Linked DNA regions of Homo sapiens: regions 2, 3, 4 and 5 are each linked to region 1. A link is a loop called in an ENCODE intact Hi-C map of the cell type or tissue named here. Cell type or tissue: heart right ventricle. All regions are shown on one strand. Region 1 has its middle 19 kb from the start of EML6. Region 2 overlaps ACYP2 (acylphosphatase 2). Region 3 overlaps ACYP2 (acylphosphatase 2). Region 4 overlaps ACYP2 (acylphosphatase 2). Region 5 overlaps SPTBN1 (spectrin beta, non-erythrocytic 1).

The links. A loop is a pair of places that touch in the nucleus more often than their neighbours do. Peaks named below come from ENCODE experiments on the same cell type or tissue, not always from the same donor. Only the 100,000 strongest peaks of a DNase experiment are listed, where the experiment ranks them.
Region 2: it touches region 1 in a loop (3-fold over the local background); 9 of 110 quality-filtered maps call a loop at or near these places.
Region 3: it touches region 1 in a loop (2.9-fold over the local background); 38 of 110 quality-filtered maps call a loop at or near these places.
Region 4: a loop joins it to region 1, with 8 times the contacts of the local background. A loop is called at or near these places in 45 of 110 quality-filtered maps.
Region 5: it touches region 1 in a loop (12-fold over the local background); 69 of 110 quality-filtered maps call a loop at or near these places.

The regions. Positions count from the first base shown.
Region 1 is chr2:54,702,475-54,706,474 of GRCh38, reverse strand. No RefSeq gene overlaps it. Among named protein-coding and RNA genes, the nearest start is that of EML6, 19 kb to the left of the region's middle. In heart right ventricle, CTCF peaks have their summits at 1,384 and 1,583 (motif pointing right); no DNase peak of the experiment used is centred here; H3K27ac peaks cover 896 bases.
Region 2 is chr2:54,152,826-54,156,825 of GRCh38, reverse strand. The region is part of intron 3 of ACYP2 (acylphosphatase 2); the gene reads right to left. Among named protein-coding and RNA genes, the nearest start is that of ACYP2, 39 kb to the right of the region's middle. In heart right ventricle, no CTCF peak of the experiment used is centred here; no DNase peak of the experiment used is centred here.
Region 3 is chr2:54,183,303-54,187,302 of GRCh38, reverse strand. All of the region lies in intron 3 of ACYP2 (acylphosphatase 2), which reads right to left. Among named protein-coding and RNA genes, the nearest start is that of ACYP2, 70 kb to the right of the region's middle. In heart right ventricle, no CTCF peak of the experiment used is centred here; no DNase peak of the experiment used is centred here.
Region 4 is chr2:54,175,172-54,179,171 of GRCh38, reverse strand. All of the region lies in intron 3 of ACYP2 (acylphosphatase 2), which reads right to left. Among named protein-coding and RNA genes, the nearest start is that of ACYP2, 62 kb to the right of the region's middle. In heart right ventricle, a CTCF peak has its summit at 2,403 (motif pointing left); a DNase peak (open chromatin) is centred at 2,401.
Region 5 is chr2:54,520,535-54,524,534 of GRCh38, reverse strand. The region is part of intron 1 of SPTBN1 (spectrin beta, non-erythrocytic 1); the gene reads right to left. The region is part of intron 3 of SPTBN1-AS1 (SPTBN1 antisense RNA 1); the gene reads left to right. Among named protein-coding and RNA genes, the nearest start is that of SPTBN1-AS1, 36 kb to the left of the region's middle. In heart right ventricle, a CTCF peak has its summit at 1,653 (motif pointing left); a DNase peak (open chromatin) is centred at 1,705; H3K27ac peaks cover 3,883 bases.

The DNA of each region.
Region 1 (4,000 bases):
GTGGCTCACACCTATAATCCCAGCACTTTGGGAGGCCAAGGTGGGTGGATCACAAGGTCCAGAGATCGAGACCATCCTGGCTAACACGGTGAAACCCTGTCTCAACTAAAAATACAAAAAAATTAGCTAGGTGTGGTGGTGTGCAACTGTGGTCCCAGCTACTCAGGAAGTTGAGGCAGGAGAATCTCTTGAACCTGGGATGCGGGGGTCACTGTGAGCCGAGATCGCACCACTGCACTCCAGGCTGAACGACAGAGCGGGACTCCGTCCCAAAAAAAAAAAAAAAAAAGAAAAAAAATGAGTTATATACCCTAAATGTCATGTAAAACAAAGACATTTTAAAGATGACATATGTAGAAATTCTAATATGTTCTTCCCATACCCTAACCACTCACCTTCCACAGTTGCTGTAGTACTACTCCTGATAAGGTATCCCTTAACCCAGGAATTAAGGCTCCCCTGAGTCCAGCCAAACTTAGAGTTAACAGCACTTAAGACGTTAATTTTCTGGCCGGGCGCGGTGGCTCACACCTGCAATCCCAGCACTTTGGGAGGCCGAGGCGGGTGGATCACGAGGTCAGGAGTTCAAGACCAGCCTGGCCAAGAAGGTGAAACTTTGTATCTACTAAAAATACAAAAAAAATTAGCCGGGTGCAGTGCAGGCGCCTGTAATCCCAGCTACTTAGGAGGCTGAGGCAGAAGAATCGCTTCAACTTGGGGGGCGGAGGTTGCAGTGAGCTGAGATCGTGCCACTGCACTCCAGCCTGACAACAGAGTGAGACTCTGTCTCAAAAAAAAAAAAAAAAAAGTTAATTTTCCTATGTAGGAAATTGTAAAAAGGTAACACTCAAAAAGGTGACTTTTTCATAACAGAATTTTAGGATCTGTGAATAGCAGGGGGTATTTTTTTTTTAATCCTGAGGCTGGCTTGCCTTAGAGAAAGCTCATTTCACTTACTGATAAGATAAGCTGGGTGGGCCTGGCCAACATTTTTGGTTAAATCTAGGTTATCTCCAAAGTTATACAGTAAAGGATGATTCATTGTAAAACACAAGAAGGAAAGCATTGACTTGACAAATGTTTACTGGTGCCTACGATGGGTCACAAATCTTGCTGGTAGCTGGGGATAGATCAGTGAACAAGATAGGCTCTCTGGGGCCAAGATCTAAGTATGTTCTATAGAACACCAGGCAAGGGCAACTTCCATGACTGCAGAAATAAGCTTAGGAGGAAATAAGATGCACTTTATCCTCTGCTCATTGGACATAAACCTTTGGAAAGCAAGACAAAGCTTACAGGTATATTTTATTAAGAAAAATTTCAATAATGTTAGAGTTTGATGAAGACCCCAAATTTTCCTTAAAAATGTCAAAACCCATTTTGACATACAATACTCTTTTTTCTCTATACTGCAGTCTACTTTTTAGATTCTCTTTAAATACTGGCCACTAGTGCACTAAATGTACTAAGAAATGTTTTTTAATTCTGCTTTTATCTCTTTGTATATAACAAACTTTGGTTGAATCATGAATGTACTAAAAATTGACAGCACGAGAGAGGAGATATTTATATCTCTTCCTGAAGATGGCGACAGAAGACCATATCTTTAATAAAGGGCCACATCTTGTGTACCAAGAGGTAAACTCAAGCTGTTTAAGCAGAAAATACTTCCTTCATTGAATTTTTACTAAATCTTCCTTTACTAAATCTACAAGATTTTTTAAAGTATAAATAAATGATATTTTTAGTCTACAGTTAGTTTAAAAGGTGGACTATTTGGATAGCTTGTTTGCTTTGCAACAGTAGCAATAGAAAAAAAAGAGTGAGTAGAAAAAGGAAAATTGGGACAGCAGATTATATCTTGAGCTGCACATGTCAACAATTCTTCAGGTTCCTTTCTTTGGTTGCACAGTTACCCCCATATTTATTTATCCTGGTGCTTGTTTTAATACAGCTCCAAAACCAGTGGGAAACTGGAGCCACAGTCAGTCTGCCTGGTGCAAATCCTGTCTCCACTATTTACCAGACGTGTGACTTGACAAGCTAACATCTGTCTCTGTATCTTTGTTTCCTTATCTGTAAAATGGGGATGATGCTGAGCAGAATAAGCATGTAAAGGACTTAGCACAGTGCCTGGCACACACTAGACATTCAATAAATGGTAGCTCTCATCACAGGATCACAGGGCCCTGTCTAGATGACCTAAGAAGCCTCTTCAAAACATAGCTTTCATTATATTTTAGGAAGAGGCATGGTTTTCAGTATTGGCCAATCCCAGACAAGGGGAAAAATACTCTGGGGACTAAGCAATATAATTGGAATATCTTTGGACTCATTGCTTAAAATGCCAAATTGTTGAGTTTTTCATTTTGATGCAATCAAATAATTTGATTGATGAGTCACTCTAATTGCCACTCAGAATTGTTAGTTTTTGCCTTAATGAAAAATTGCATAAGCAATTTTATTCAAAATGCCACATTTATGTTAATCTATTTCTTCTTTTATTAGGTTGTTGCAAAAGTAATTGCTGTTTTTGCCATTTTAAAAGTAATGGCAAAAAAGTAATTGCTGTTTTTGCCATTTAAAAGTAATGGCAAAACGGCAAAAACAGCAATTACTTTCGTACCGACCTAATAAATTGTTATATATACTTGAAATTCCAATGCATTTTTCTAATTCAGCATTTAATCTTAAAATATTTAGAAAAAAACATAAAGTAAACACCATTTTCCAAATTACATGACCTTAATGAGCAAGTTCAATTTACTTGTATTCGTTGTTTTTTGTTGTTGTTGTTGAAGCCTTTTTAAAATTTATCACCTCAAGCATTTATCCTTTGTGTTACAATCAATCCAAATATAGTCTGTCAGTTATTTTTAAAAGTACAATTAAATTAATTTTACTATAGTCACCCTGTTGTGCTATCAACTACTAGACCTTGTTAATTCTTTCTAACTTTTGTGCCCATTAACCATCCCCACTTCCCCAACAGCCTCCTACTACCCTTCCCAGCCTCTGATAACTATCCTTCTACTCTATCTCCATGAGTTCAATTATTGTAATTTTTAGCTCCCACAAATAAGTGAAAACATGTGAAGTTTGTCTTTCTGTGCCTGGCTTATTTTACTTAACATAATGACCTCCGGTTCCGTTCATGTTCTTGCAAATGACAGGATCTCATTCTTTTTTACGGCTGAATAGTACTCCATTGTGTCTATGTACCACATTTTCTTTATCCATTCATCTGATGATGGACACTTAGGTTGCTTCCCAATCTTGGCTATTTTGAATAGTGTTACGATAAACATAGGAGTAAAGATTTCTCTTTGATACACTGATTTCCTTTCTTTTGGGTTTATCCTAGGAGGGGGAATGCTGGATCATAAGGTAGCTCTATATTTAGGAAACTCCAAATTGTTTTGAGGAACCTCCAAATTGTTCTCCATTTTGGCTATATTAATTTACATTCCTACCAACAGTGTACAAGAGTTCCCTTTTCTCCACACCCTTGCCAGCATTTGTTATTACCTGACTTTTGGATGAAAGCCATTTTAACTGGAGTGAGATGATATCGCATTGTAGTTTTGATTTGCATTTCTCTGATGATCCATGATGTTGAACAGCTTTTCATATCCCTGTTGGCCATTTTTGTGTCTTCTTTTGAGAAATGTCTATTCAGATCTTTTGCCCATTTCTAATTGGATTATTAGACTAGTCCTATGAAGTTGTTTGAGTTGTTTATATAGTCTGATTTTAATCCTTTATCAGATGGATAGTTTGCAAATATTTTCTCCCATTTTGTGGGTTATCTCTTCAGTTTGTTGATTGTTTCCTTTGCTGTACAGAAGCTTTTTAACTCGATGTGATCCCATTTGTCCATTTTTGCTTTGGTTGCCTGTGCTTGTGGGTTATTACTCAAGAAATCTTTGCCCAGTCCAATGTCCTGGAGAGTTTCCCTAATGTTTTATTTTGGTAGTTTCATAGGTTGAGGTCTTAAATA
Region 2 (4,000 bases), 550 kb after region 1:
CATGGGTGGCAGGTGCCTGTAATCCCAACTACTTGGGAGGCTGAGGCAGGAAGAATTGCTTGAACCCGGGAGGTGGAGGTTGCAGTGAGCCGAGATCATACCCCTGCACTACAGCCTGGATGACAGAGCAAGATTCCATCTCAAAAAATAAAAATGAATACATAAATAAGAAAATGAAAATATTTCATGCTCGTCTACACTATGGAATACTATGCAGCCATAAAAAGAAATGAACTCATGTCCTTTGCAGGGACGTGGATGGACCTGGAAGCCATTATCCTCAGCACACTAACACAGGAACAGAAAACCAAACACTGCATGTTCTCACTTGTAAGTGGGAGCTGAATAATAAGAACACATGAACACAGGGAGAGGAACAACACACACTGGGGCTTGTTGGGGAGCAGGGGAGGGAGAGCATCAGGATAAATAGCTAATGCATGCGGGGCTTAATACCTAGGTGATAGGTTGATAGGTACAGCAAACCACCATGGCACACGTTTACCTATGTAACAAACCTGCACATTCTGCACATGTATCCTGGAACTTAAATAAAATATATATATATTTCATGCTAAAGTTTTTATATTGTAGGTAAACTTTAAGATTACATAAAAAATAAACAAAATTAATAAGCAAATATTGAACTTGAGCTACACTTTAGACCAAATGGACCTAACAGACATATGTAGAATTTTCCATCCAACAGCAACAGAATACAGATTCTTCTCAAGAGCACATGGAACTTTCTCTAGGTCAGGTACCAAAAACAGTGCCTGGCATATATAAAAGGTATCAAATATATAATTGTTTAATAAATGAAAAATATATACCTTTATTATATATGTTAGGCCACAAAACTAGTCTGGACAAATTTAAGAGAAGTGAAATAATTTCAAGTATCTTCTCTGATAATAATGCTATGAAACTAGGACTCAGTAACAGGAGAAATCTTGGAAAATTCACAAATATGTGGAAATTAACATGTTACTAAACAACCAATGAGTCAAAGAAGAAATCAAAAGCGAAATTTAAAAATATCTTGAGACAAAAATGAAAACACAACACATACCAAAACTTATGGGATGCAGCAAAAGCAATTCTAAGAGGGAAATTTATAGCAATAAATGGCTCTATGCACCAGGGACCAGTTTGGTGGAAGACAGGAAGGAAGCAGGTAGGGTTTCAGGATGAAACTGTTCCACCTCAGATCATCAGGCATTAGTTAGATTCTCATGAAGAGTGAACAACCTGTATCCCTCGCATGCGCAGTTCACAATAGGGTTCGCTCTGCTATAAGACTCTAATGCTGCCACTGATCTGGCAGGAAGTGGAGCTCAGGTGGTACTGCCACTCACCTCCTGCTGTGTGGTCCAGTTCCTAACAGGTCACAAGGGTTGGGGACCCCTGCAGTCTATCAGAAAAGAATAAATATCACAAATAATATTATGTTATACCTCAAGGAAGCAGAAAAAGAAAAAGCCTAAATGTAGCAGAAGGAAAAAAATGACAAAGATCAGGGCAAAAATAAATAAAATAGAGACTAGAAAAACAATAGAAGAAAAATCAATGAAACCAGCAGTGGTTTCTTGAAAAGATAAACAAAATCGACAAACCTACAGTTAGGTTAACCTAGAAAAAAAAGTGAAAAGATTCAAATAAATAAAATGAGAAATAAAAGAGGAGACACTGTGATTTATACCACAGAATACAAAGAATCATAAAGATTAGTACGAACAAACAACCATATGCCAATAAATTGAATAATCTAGAAGAAATGGATATATTCCTAGAATTTATCCTACCACATATAACCTACCAATACTAAATCAAGAAGATATAGAAAATCTGAACAGACCAATAATAATTGAATTGGTAATTCAAAAAGACTAAATCAATAATACAAACTTTCCCATCAAAGAAAAGCCCAAGACTGGAAGTGTTACTGATGAATTCTGCCAAACATTTAAACTAATATCAATCCTTTTTGAACTCTTCCAAAAAATCGAAGAGGATGTAATACTTTTGAACTCTTTTTATGAGGTTAGCATTACCTTGATACCAAAGCCAGACAAGAACATTATGAGAAAAGAAAATTACAGGCCAATATCCCTGATGAACATAGATGCAAAAATCCTCAACAAAATACGAATAAGCCAAATTCAACAGCACATTAAAAGGATCATTCACCATGATCAAGTGGAATTTATCCCAGGGATACAAAGATGATTCAACACATGCAAATCTATAAATGGAGAACACCATATTAACAGAATGAAGGACAAATACTATATGATCACCACATTAGATGCAGAAAAGGCATCTGATAAAATTCAACATCCTTTCACTAATAAATTAGTATAGAAGAAATGTATATCAACATAATAAAGGCCATATATGAAAAGCCCACAGCAAACATTACACACAATGGTGAAAAATGGAAAACTTTTTCTCTAAGATCAGGAACAAGACCAGGATGCCCACTCTCATCATTTCTATTTAATGTAGTACTGGATGTCCTTGTGGAGCAATTATGTAAGAGAAAGAAGTAAAAGGCATTCAAATAGGAAAGGAAAAACTTAAAATTGTCACTGTTTGCTGATGACAAAAACCATAAAGACTCTACCAAAAAACTGTTAGAAGTGATAAATAGTAAAGTTGAAGAATACAAAGTCAACACGCAAAAATCAGTAGCATTCCTATACACTAGCAACAGACTATCTAAAGAAATATAGAAAACAGTCTCATTTACAACAGCCATCAAAAAAAAAAACCTTAGGAGAATAAGTTTAACCAATGAGATGAAAGCTCTGTACACTGAAAAATATAACATTGATTAAAGAAATTGAAGAAGACATAAATAAATATAAGGATATTCCACGTTCATGGATTGGAAGAATTAATATTGTTAAAAAGTCCAACTACGGGCCAGGTGCGGTGGCTCATGCCTATAATCCCAGCACTTTGGGAGGCCGAGGCAGGCAGATCACGAGGTCAGGAGATTGAGACCATTCTGGCTAACTCAGTGAAACCTCATCTCTACTAAAAAATGCAAAAAATTAGCCGGGTGTGGTGGCAGGCACCTGTAGTCCCAGGCACTCGAGAGGCTGAGGCAGGAGAATGGTGTGAACCCAGGAGGCAGAGCTTGCAGTGAGCCGAGATCACGCCACTGCACTCCAGCCTGGGTGACAGAGCGAGACTCTGTCTCAAAAAAAAAAAGAAAAAAAAAAAAGTCCACACTACCCAAAATGACCTTCAGCTTCAATGCAATCCCTATTAACATTTCAATGACATTTTTCACAGAAATAGAAAAAGTTATTTTGAAATTTATATAGAACCACACACACATGAAAAAAAAAAAAAAACCCTAAGTAGCCCAGGCAATTTGAGCAAAAAGAACAAAGCTGGAGGCAACATTCTACCTGACTTCAAACTATATTACAAAGCTGTAGTAATTAAAACAGCATGGTACTGACATAAAAATAGAAACATCATCCAATGGAACAGGATAGAGAGCCCAGAAATAAACCCACATATTTACAGTCAACTGATTTTTTTTTTTCCAAAGGTTCCAAGAACACACGATGGGGCAAAGACAGTCTCTTCAATAAAGAATAATGGGAAAACTGGACATCCACATGCAGAAGAGTGAGATTTGACCCTTATGTCACACCATATACAAAACACAACTCGAAATGGATTAAAGACTTAAACACAAGACCTGAAACTGATTTTAAAAACATACTATAAGAAAACATAGGGGGAAAACTGTGTACCCTATAATTATATATGATTATAATTTTGAAAAAATACATTTTTAAAAAAGTAATCAGTCTCATAATTGACAAAACTTGGAAGAAACCAGCTGAGCATGGTGGCTTGAGCCTGTAATACCAGCTACTTGAAAGGCTGAGGTGGGAGGCTCACTTAAGGCCAGGTTTTGAGACCAGCCTGGGCAACACAGAAAGACCCTATCTCTAAAAAAATTAATAAAATAACA
Region 3 (4,000 bases), 520 kb after region 1:
TGACATCCCTGAGGTTTGTAACTCTGGGAGGGCAAGAGAGACACACTGCAATCTGAACCCCTGCTGCTCTCTGTAACAGCTCCCCTAAAAGCCTTTCTTCCTTCCTTCTGTCCTTCAGAAGGGGGAAGCTACCTGCCCCAGATTGCATGTGCCCTTACGTCTTGGCTTATAGTAAACGTACACATTCAGGCTGCCAAATTTTCTTCCTGACGTGTGAAGAATTCTTGGAAATTAGAGGCAAGGCTAGCTTTTAAGACTATTATTTTCCTATGGATGAAAAAAAAAATTCTAATTTGAAACTTAAAGCTGGACAATGTGCCTTTGTCCTCTTCCTTCCATGGTGCAGTAACTCAAAAAGATTACTTGGTTACATAATTTTTTTTTAATTAATGAACAGTATTTTACTATATAGTATATTGTAATTTATTTAACTACTATGCTATGACTGAACACGAATTATAATTTTCACAGTTTAAAAATAACACTATTGGCCGGGTACGGTGGCTCACACCTGTAATGCCAACACTTGGGGAGGCTGAGGCAGGTGGATCACCTGAGGTCAGGAATTTGAGACCAGCCTGGCCAACATGGTGAAGCCCCGTCTCTACTAAAAATACAAAAATTAGCCAGGCATGGTGACGGGCACCTGTAATCCCAGCTACTCGGGAGGCTGAGGCAGAAGAATCACTTGAACCTGGGAGGCAGAGGTTGCAGTGAGCTGAGACCACGCCATTGTACTCCAGCCTGGGCAACAAGAGCGAAACTCCATCTCTGAAAACGATAACAACAACAACAACAACAAAATGCTATTTATATATAAATCTAATATCTGATTATTTCCTAGGTACATATTTCTATACGTGTAATTATAGGAAGAAAGGAAAGAATATAAACATTTTCAAGGCTTCATCTACATACTGTTAATTAGTCTTGCAAAATTTACATACCAATTTACAATACAAACTGCAGTGCCTGAGAGAAGCTATTTCTCTATATACTTCCCACTCTGGCTACTCCATTATATTCTTTTTTTCTCCTCTTGTTTTTCTAAAAGTTGAGGTGAATTTCATATGTAACATAAAATTCAACATTTTAAAGCGAACAATTACTCAATGACATTTAGTCATTCACAATGTTGTGCTAGCATTCTTTTTAATCTTTGCCAATTTAATGGTTTAAAAAAGTTCTCTCTTTATATTCAATTTTGTTAACTACTAGGGATATTAAACATTTCGCATGCATTTGCAGATCAATGTTTTTTCTTCTCTTGTGAGCTACCTGAACTTTTTTTATATTTGGATGTTTTTTGCAGTGTTTTATATTTCAAATATTTAATATTATATTTATAATACATATATTTCAACTGTATTTTAACAATTTACCTTTTGCTTATAGTATTCCTTGGCATATAATGTTTTAAATACTTCAAGACGATCCTACACCTTCATATTTTATTTGACTTTCAGCTTATTAGGCCCTCACTAACTCTAAGACTTGGTGTCTGTATATTCTTCCAGCTCTTTAATAGTTTAATCCTTTAATCTGCATATGATTGGTTTTGTAGGAGGAAATGAATTTATTATTTTTCCAAATAACTATCAATGTTCTCAGCATTGTTCACCAAATAAATGCATATTTATCTATCTAGACTTTCTATTCTATTTCATTAACCTAACTGGCCAATATCTGTATTAAATTAGACTGCTAAAATCACTGTAGGATTTTTAATTCCTCATTCTAAATTTTTGTTGTTTCTTTTTAAAAAAATCCCTATGCTTTAGGCGGTAAATAACCAAAAGCTCAATTCCAAGAGGCTTAAACAATAGAGATTTGTTGGCATTGATAACCAAATTTCAGGGTTTCCCAAAACAATGGCCCTCAATACCACTGAATAACACATGTATTTTCATCTCCTATCTTCCAGCTCTGCCATCCACTGTGTCAAGCTCACCCTGCAGCTAGATCTCCTCATGGGCATAGAATGGCTGCCAGGAGCAGCCTGGATCATTGCATCCTCATTCACATCTGGCAGAAGAGTAAAAGCTACCAGCAAACCATTTTTTGTGTGTCATTAATCTGAATCCTGTCACCTGCCCATTCTCTTATCAATCACGACTAAGGAAAGGATTTAGATTATTTGCTTGGATTAATCAGGGGCACCCATAGACCTGGCATAGAATGGATGTTGGGGAGACAATCACAATTTTCATTATAATTAGAATTGCTTAAGGAGTTCAAGATCAGCCTGGCCAAGATGGTGAAACCCCGTCTCTACTAAAAATACAAAAAATAAGCCAGGCGTGGTGGTGGGCACCTGTAATCCCAGCTACTCGGGAGGCTGAGGCAGAGAACTGCTTGAACCCGGGAGGCAGAGGTTTCAGTGAACCGAGAAGGTGCCACTGCACTCCAGCCTGGGTGACAGAGTGAAACTCTTGTCTCCAAAAAAAAAAAAAAAAATTGCTTAAATGCATTAGTTAATTTGAAATGAATTGATATTGTTATAACATGGAGTCTTTTCTTCTAAAACATAGCACCCCTTCCCATTTATTCAAGTTTTCTGCTTTTCTAACATGTATTTCAGCAAGGGCTAGTAAATTGTCTTCCCATATATTCTGCACATAATCTATTTACCACATTCGTTTATTTAATTATATTTATCATATTTGTATTTATCACCTATGTTTATTTAATTCTAGATATTTTTATTTAGAGTTCTACCATGAATGGTATCTTATTTTCTGTTATATTTTCTACCTACTTGTATGATTTAGGATTTTTTTCTTTCTCTTTTTTTAGTTTAAACTAGCTTAAGCATGAAAACATTTACTGGTTTATATAACTGGAAGTCCTGGCCAGGATGCCCTTGGCTAAGCAAGAGGTCTGCTGCTTGGGGCTCACACTGTATAAGGTCCCCATGAACAAAAATATAAAAAAATTAACTTACTAAGGAATATGTGTAAGTGCCTCTGTCACTCCGAATGTGGCGCTTAGAACTGGCAAATGCAACCCACAATGCTAAATATCCATTCTCTTGCTAATACCACTCAGGTCCCTGAGAAATGTTTCTTTGTATGTCTGGCCCTGAGTTCTCAAAATAAAAAATTACTGTTTCTAAATGTTGTATTACCGTGGCCTTGGAGACAGACCCTGCTTCCAACTACTGGGAGGATCTAAGTAGGAATGCTTAGGTGAAAGAATTGACAAATTACCTTGTCAAATCCTTTCTCTTAGACTAAACGAATGCAAAAGATTCTTGCATAAGGAAGTATCTTTCTGGAAGTGTTGAGCATCTATCATCTTGCTTCTCTTTGGTTTCCAATTTGTGATTCTAGAGAAATAACTCGCATTACTCTTAAATGTGAACATCTGTACATGTAGCTATAACATGCTCCAAGTGTGATACCAATTCTTTACCTTGATAACTAGATGATCACTTAGCACTAAAATTAAGAATAATTTTATTTTCATGAAAATATAAGATTAAATTATAAGATTTTCAATAGATTAAAGTTTAAATGTTCAGATTAAATACATTCATAAATTATAATTGGTAGTTCATCTTACAATAGACAAGTTGAGATATCTTAGAAGATAAATGACATTTTTGAAAAATATAATTTAATATTTCACATTTTTGCAATTGCTATAATTTACTTTTATGAAAATATGTTCAAATTAGGCACATTTTAATACAATTACATTTTTAAAATATTTGAGGTCATTACTGTGAATAGAAAAAAATGAAGTTAATCTTTTTTTCTTTTTTTTTTTGAGACCGGGTCTCGCTCTGTCGCCCAGGCTGAAGTGCAGTGGTGCAATCACAGCTCACTGTAGCCTGAACATTCTGGGCTCAAGTGATCCTTCTGCCTCAGCCTCCTAAAGTGCTGAGATTACAGGCATAAGCCATGTGCCTGATATGAATATCTTGATTATAATAAACTTAATGATTTTGCTGAAATGAAAGCAAGGAAAATAAATTTTATAGAATAAATTACAACTC
Region 4 (4,000 bases), 530 kb after region 1:
TTGAGTTTTTTCTCAAAAAACTTCATTTAATAAGCGCATTAAGGCATTCCCTTAATGTGCTTATTAAATAGACCCTAGAGAGCTCCCTCACCCTTTGCACCATGTGAGGACACAGCAAGAAGACAGCTGTCTATGAACCAAGAAGGAAGCCCCAACCAGACACTGAATCTGCTGGCACCTTGATCTTGGATATCCCAGCCTCCAGATCCATGAGAAGTAAATTTTTGTTGTTTACAAGTCACCCAGTCTATGGTATTTTGTTATAGTAGCGTGAATGGACTAAGACAAGATCTCACAAAGGGTCACTGAATAATGAACAGAACTCGCAGCTCAGAACTGAAAAGTTCATGGTTACTTTGTTCCAATCTTACTCTCTTTCCTTAAAACCCTACTCTTAGTGTTTTCAATTATGGTGCTATTTTTACTCAAGTTACATGGTGATCAAACTGTATTCTCTTACAAATCCTTCCCACTAAATGCTTTGTATTTTTCCTAGAATTACAAGTACACAAGGGATATAAAAGGGCCACCAAGCCTATTATCCAATATCCACACAAAGTCTGGCCCAGAAAACATAAAAGATGTTAAATTCAAGTAAAAGTACTGTTTACACCAGTTTGTTTAGCTGTTTTAATGAAGAGCCCTGAACTGGGGATCTTAATGTGGTGGGATTGGGGCATAGCCTTGCTTTCTTCTGTGGCAGCTACAGAGTATAGCCAGCCCAATCATCTTGAAAATACGTTTCTTTAGTCACTATAAACACTGCACAAAAGAAATCAGGTGGATCAGAACAAATCTCTTAGCACTACTGGATAAACAACTCAAGGTTCACGGTCCAGCCATAATATAACAGTCCTTTAAAAATGTGTTTATTGGAAGTTTTCAATGGCATAATAAATGCTTTGATGTATTGTGATAAAAATCAATATAAAAAGTGTATATATAACAATAGGGAATTAAAGAAATCCTTTTAAGTCTACATGATGAAATTATACATGGCCAATAAAAATCATGTTTTAGAAGAATCATTAAGAAGTAGAAGGCTCAAGACCAGCCTGGCCAACATGATGAAACCATGTCTCTAGCAAAAATATAAAAAATTAGCCGGATGTGATGGCAAGCACCTTTAATCCCAGCTACTCTGGAGGCTAAGGCAGGAGAATTGCTTGAATCTGGGAGGTAGAGTTTGCAGTGAGCCGAGATGGCGCCACTGCACTCTAGCCTGGGTAACAGGGCGAGACTCCATCTCAAAAAAAAAAAAAAAAATAAAGAAAGAAAGAAAAGAAACAGGAGGCCGGACACGGTGGCTCACACCTGTAATCCCAGCACTCTGGGAGGCCGAGTGGGGGCGAATCATCTGAGGTCAGGAGTTCGAGACCAGCCTGGCCAACATGGTAAAACCCTGTCTCTACTAAAAATACAAAAAATTATCTGGGCATGGTGGTGCGTGCCTGTAGTCCCAGCTACTTGGGAGGCTGAGACACAAACATCACTTGAACCTGGGAGGCACAGGTTGCAGTGAGCCGAGATCGTGCCACTACACTCCAGCCTGGGTGACAGAGTGAGACTCCGTTTCCAGAAAAAAAAAAAAAAAATAGTAGGTATCAGTCCTGGTCCTGCCAGGAAATAGATGGCATACTCAAACGGAGTGATTGAGAAGACTGACTAATTGCAAGGTGTGGGCAAGGATAAGAAACCAGGGAGCTGATGAAGCACCCCAGGGCTGGCAGCACTAGGGAGCTATTTCCATTCCTAGGCATGAAAGGGCCAGAGGAAGTAACTACCAGCAAAACACTAACACCTGTAGCTCTAGGAGAAGACCTCACACCATGAGCTGTGGATTTAGTAGAAGAATGATGCCTCTTCCAACACACAGCCTGGTGACGAGGGATATCCCAGTCTCTGTCCTCCCACCATCTGATCTCCTATCAGTGCCTTCCACTGGCAGCATTCAACTGGAAGGTAGAGGGCAAAGGAGCTCATTAATGTATCCCATCGTGGTCAGCCTCCCAGAACAGAGGTGGATGGAGGGCAGGAGAATGTGTCTGGAAAGGCAAATGGAGACTACCCAGCAAAATATTTAGTGAAAAACAAAGTATTATAATCCCAAATCTCTAAATCTGTATATGTCATAGGTCAGGTTCCCTAGCACAAAGATTCTGAGATTTGCATGCGGGTTTGTTGTGAAGTGCCCTTGGGAAGAGTGCCTGTGAAAGGAGAGGGAAGCTGGATTGACAGAGGGAGAGGTGAACTGTAATGCAGTTGCAACAGAGACCTTGGCCACTTCTACATCGAGCTCTAGAGCTAGGATGGCCCTTCAGAGTTGTCCAAACTGAATAAAGCAAGAAGACTAGACTTTGGTACCCTCTCAACAACAGATTCTTGGATGCAGGCTGCCCCCCTGAGGCCAAGGTCAATTCCTGGATAGAACCATTAGCAGCTAACACTCCAGGCACTGAGCAACTAAGCATGTCATCGTGAAGGTAGAGGTGGGGATGAGGCTGAGGGAAGCATGCTACAACATCCACTAAGATGTCAGTTAACACATGACTGACTCTGGGTGATAGAATTACACATAAGATTTTTCCTGCCTTAACAAAACTAATTTTCTGTTGTTCCAAGTGTTCTAAAACAAGTATTATATTAGAATACAGAGCAATTCAGGTGTTACAACAGACTTAAATAGTGTATTCCTCTGTCCTACAAAAGTTCAGACAGCAGTCCACAGCTGGTATGACAGCTCAACAACCATCAGAGACACTTGGTCGTTCTATTTGGTTGCTCTGCCACCTTCAATGTATGGCTTCCATCTCACAGTTCAAGATGGCTGCTCCAATTCCTGTCTTCACATTCTGGCAAGAAAGGGGAAAGAAAATAGTGGAGGGCACACCCTTTCCCTTTAAGGGCATAACCGAGACAATGCATGCATTATTTTCATTCACATCTCATTGGTGGCCATACAAGCTTCAAACAGGCTAAGAAATACGGTCCTTATGCTAGGGGGATGTCTTAGTCAGTTTGGGCTACTAAACAAAATACCTTAGACTGGGTACTTTATATAAACAACAGAAACATATTGCTCACAATTCTGGGTGCCAGGAATTCCAAGATTGAGGCACCAATAGATTCAGTGCCTGATAAGGGCCTGTTCCTCATGGATGGTGCCTTCAATGTATCCTCACATGGTAAAGGGGGTGTGAGAGCTCTCCAAGGCCTATTATAAGGGTGCTAACCCCATTTGTGAGAGCTCTGCCCTTATGATCTGATCATCTACCAAAAGGCCCCACTCCCTAATACCATCACACTGGGGAACGGATTTCAACATATGATTTTGGAGGGATACAAACATTCAGACCATAGTAGGGACCATGTGTACAGCGCAAGTTCAGGGTTTCTATTACTAAAGAAAAAAGGGGACAGATGCATGCTGGGAAATAACTGGCAGTTTCTACCACAGTATGTATTAGTTTGATAATCAGTAAATTTACAGTAAAAAAGCAAAAACAGGCCAGGCACGGTGGCTCATGCCTGTAATCCCAGCACTTTGGGAGATCACAATTAAAAGAACTAGAGAAGCAAGAGCTAACAAATTCAAAAACTAGGAGAAGGCAAGAAATAACTAAGATCAGAGCAGAACTGAAGGAGATAGAGATACAAAAAATGCTTCAAAAAAATCAATGAATCCAGGAGCTTGTTTTTTGAAAAGATCAACAAAATTGATAGACCGCTAGCAAGACTAATAAAGAAGGAAAGAGAGAAGAATCAAATAGACGCAATAACAAATGATAAAGGGGATATCACCACCGATCCCACAGAAATACAAACTACCATCAGAGAATACTAAAAACACCTCTATGCAAATAAACTAGAAAATATAGAAGAAATGGATAAATTCCTCGACACATACACCCTCCCAAGACTAAACCAGGAAGATGTTGAATCTCTGAAAAGACCAGTAACAGGCTCTGAAATTGAAGCAATAATTCATAGCCTACCAACC
Region 5 (4,000 bases), 180 kb after region 1:
GAGAAGCGGGGATGGTTAAGAGGTGGATGTGCTTAGAGGTGGATGTGCTTTGGAGGGAGAACTGACAGGGCCTGGTGAAGGACTGACTAGACCCGAGACATTGAGAAACTGAGCTAGTGCTATGCCTGATGCCTATGGGTGTGGTTAAATGTGGTTAAATTCCCGCATATTTTAAATTTCACTGGGGGGAAACAGGCTCAGTCAGGCATATGAAGCTATCTAAGTAAGTTGTTAATCTGCAAATGTAGGAAGAAAGGAGTGAAAAGACAACACCCCTTTTAAAGTGGTATGAAGCTATCCCAAGAAAAAAAATAAATTATCAACATTTTTTTTTTTGAGATGGAGTTTCGCTCTGTCACCCAGGCTGGAGTGCAGTGGCACCATCTCGGCTCACTGCAGCCTCCGCCTCCTGGGTTCAAGCAATTCTTCTGCCTCAGCCTCCCGAGTAGCTGGGACTACAGGCGCGAGCCACCATGCCCAGCTAATTTCTGTATTTTTGGTAGAGACGGGGTTTCACTATATTGGCCAGGCTGGTCTCGAACTCCTAGACCTTGTGATCTGCCCACCTTGGCCTCCCAAAGTGCTGGGATTACAGGCGTGAGCCACCATGCCCGGCTGTTATCAACATCTTAAAACTCAAAAATTTATTGTCAGGTTTTTGTAGCTGGATGCTCACTTAGTGAAAGCCTTGTTCAGTGTGCACCAAGATGTGCACCTAGGCCAGAGTCAGCAGGCCTCCTCACCACAGCCTGCGTGCTAACCAAACCAGACACCACTCAGCAACACAGAAGGATCATTCAAGAGATGATTCTTCCCCCTCACATATGCCACCACACAAAAAATAAACAAACCCATATATGTAGAAAAGAAACATTTATCGTGCTTGAAATGCAGCTTTTTAAAAGTTCCAGCACATAACCACACATGCCACATGCAACCAAGTTTCCATAGTAAATAAGCTGAAACAAATTAACTGCACCTTAAATAAACAGTAGGCTCTTGGGTGGTACCAGCACACAACTGCCTGCTCTTTTGTCATGGCTGTTTTCTCACATGCTATCCAAGAACACAGCCAACACACCCCACATGTTCCTGAGGAAGAAGCACTGAATCCACTTTACCACTGAGCCACAACATCTGTGACTCAAACTGTCACCCATCTCTGCTCTAATAGAAAAATCCTGAATGGAAGTAAAATCCTGGATTCTCATCAGAGAGACATACTCAATCTCAATTAAGTACATTCACGGGTGTATTAATTTTCACACCTACGTTAGCAATTTATTTATGGGATTTCATAAAAACACAAAAACTTCAGAAATCTAATCGAGTAAGTATATTCCATTGAATGATCTTACAGTGGCATTTAACATTCAAAGTCATAAACCCTTCCAAAAAATGAAAATTAATAATGTCATGCAATCATCTGATCTTGAATATAGTTAACTTTCATGACTATTATCAATATCAGAGACTTTTATAAAATTCAAACTTGGAGGATTCTATCTCTAGGGAGAAAATGTGAAAGTGCTATTAATCCCAAATTCTGAAAGTACAGAAAGTAAAATTTAATCCAACCCAACCCAAGGTAAAACCCAAGCAAGGCATGCCTCTCCCCAGATAAGTTTTAGCTATTTGGTGCCACCTGCTGACCAATGAGAAGAAACCCCCAGGGCTGCTATACCTGCGCTGCAACATCCACCGCACCTGACTCCTGCAGAAGCCCAGCCTGGCCCCTGCCCTGCCCCCACCTGCGAATCTCTCTTTCTATCACTGAACCAACAACTGCTTTCCACAGATTTCTTTCTTTCTTTCTTTCTTTCCTTTCTTTCTTTCTCTCTCTCTCTCTCTCTCTCCTCTCTCTCTCTCTCTCTCTTTCTCTCTCTCTTTCTTTCTTTCTTTTTGAGACAGAGTCTCGCTCTGTCACCCAGGCTGGAGTGCAGTGGCATGATCTCAGCTCACTACAACCTCCACCTCCCAGGTTCAAGCAATTCTCCTGCCTCACCCTCCTGAGTAGCTGGAATTACAGGTGTGCACTATCATGCCTGACTAATTTTTGTATTTTTAGTAGAAATGGGGTTTCACCATGTTGGCCAGGCTAGTCTCAAACTCCTGAACTCGGGTAATCTGCTTGCTTTGGCCTCACAAAGTCCTGGGATTACAGGTGCGAGCCTACCTTGCCCAGCCCACAGATTACTTAGTAAGTAAGTGATAATTCTTGTCTTAAGCTTAAAAGAAGTCACTCAGAGAACTAAAGCACCTTTTTTCCTAATGTTCTTTCTTAATGGTATTCCTTAAAAACACTACTATTGTTCCTTAAAACGGAAAGGTTAGGCCAAGAGTGGTGGCTCACGCCTGTAATCCCAGCACTTTGGGAGGCCAAGGGAGGCAGATCACTTGAGCCCAGGCGTTAAAGACCAGACTGGACAACACAGTGACACCCCCATCTCCACAAAAATAAAAAAAAAAAATAGCCAGCTGTGGTGGCATGCGCCTGTGGTTCCAGCTACTTGGGAGGCTGAGGTAGGAGGACCACTCGAGCCAGGGAGGTGGAGGTTGCAGTGAACCATAACTGTGCCACTGCACTCCACCCTGGGTGACACAGCCAGACTCTGTCTCAAAAGAAAAAAACAAAAAACAGAAAGGTGAATGGGAAGTCAAAGTATCCAAATTATCCACTAGTCTGTGTACAAAATAAATAAATAAATATATGCCAAGCACAGTGGCTCACACCTGTAATCTCAACAATTTGGGAGGCCACGGTGGCCAGATCACTTGAGCCCAGGAGTTTGAGACCAACCTGGGCAAGATGGTGAGACACCCTCCCAACCCTTCTTCACTATCTCTATAAAAATTAGCCGGGCACGGTGGCACGTGCCCGTAGTCCCAGCTACTTGGGAGGCTGAGGTGGGAGGATCACTTGAGCCCAAGAGGTCAAGGCCGCAGTGAGCCATGATCGTGTCACTGCACTCCAGCCCAAACAACAGAGTGAGCCTCGTCTCAAAAAAAAAGCAATGCTCTGAGTTCTTTTTATTCAACTGTTTCACTCAAGTGTCCAGAATTTGATGGTAGAGACATCTTTTTTCTTCAATATTCTCCATCTGTTCAAAGACAATGTCCTTTGTCCAAAGAAAGCTGAGTATTTACAGTGATAGAACCCACTATTTTATTTTCAAGGCAATTTCACGGCAAAACATCCCTCGCTCCCACCATAGCCATCATGGAAAGGTCCCTTCTAGGCACTCAACAGCAGCAAGGGAGTGACGTGAGGGTGAAGAAGTCAGAGTGAGGGCAACAGTATGGAAGAGTGTGCCCATGGCATGGAGACTCCAAACTCCAGCATGCTACAAACATCATCATCCTCTAACCCACTTCCACATGGGACTAGGGCCAGCTGTGAGGACAGTTTATATCACACATACAGGTGTCCCAGGAGGTTATCTAAAAAGGGCTGGGTTTTCTCAAGGTGCTATTGGCCATGCCTCCCGTGGGCTGTGAAGTCATCTGTACTTCTTAAATAGCTGTGGGAAGTTTAGGAAGAGAAGGGAGGAAGGCTTGGCCATCTTGGAACTCTGCCTGGTGGTTCCACCATTAGGAAACCCAGAAAGGACTATGTAAGGCTGACACAAGGAAAGGGAATCTCCCCTTGAAGAGAAAGGCCCTCATCCCTCTAATAGCAGAGCAAGGGCCTGGATTCCACTGGACTTGCTCACCACAGTAGGAGCTCGTTAAATAACTTTTGAATGAATAAAAACAGTAATACCCTGCGTGTGACAAGGGTAATGCCCATGTTCTTTGTGACTAGGTTTCAAAAAGATAGGAAAGTGCCTATCTACTTTCCCTGCTCTTCTCTATTGTGGGGTGGGGGGTGGGGTGGCATGGGGTAGGGTGTGGGTGTGTGTATGTATAAAAAGGAATATGTAGAAAAGCCAAGATCCTCCCCCTCAAATTACTCTTCTCTAATCCTACATCCTATGAACTGGAATTTTCCATAAGATGC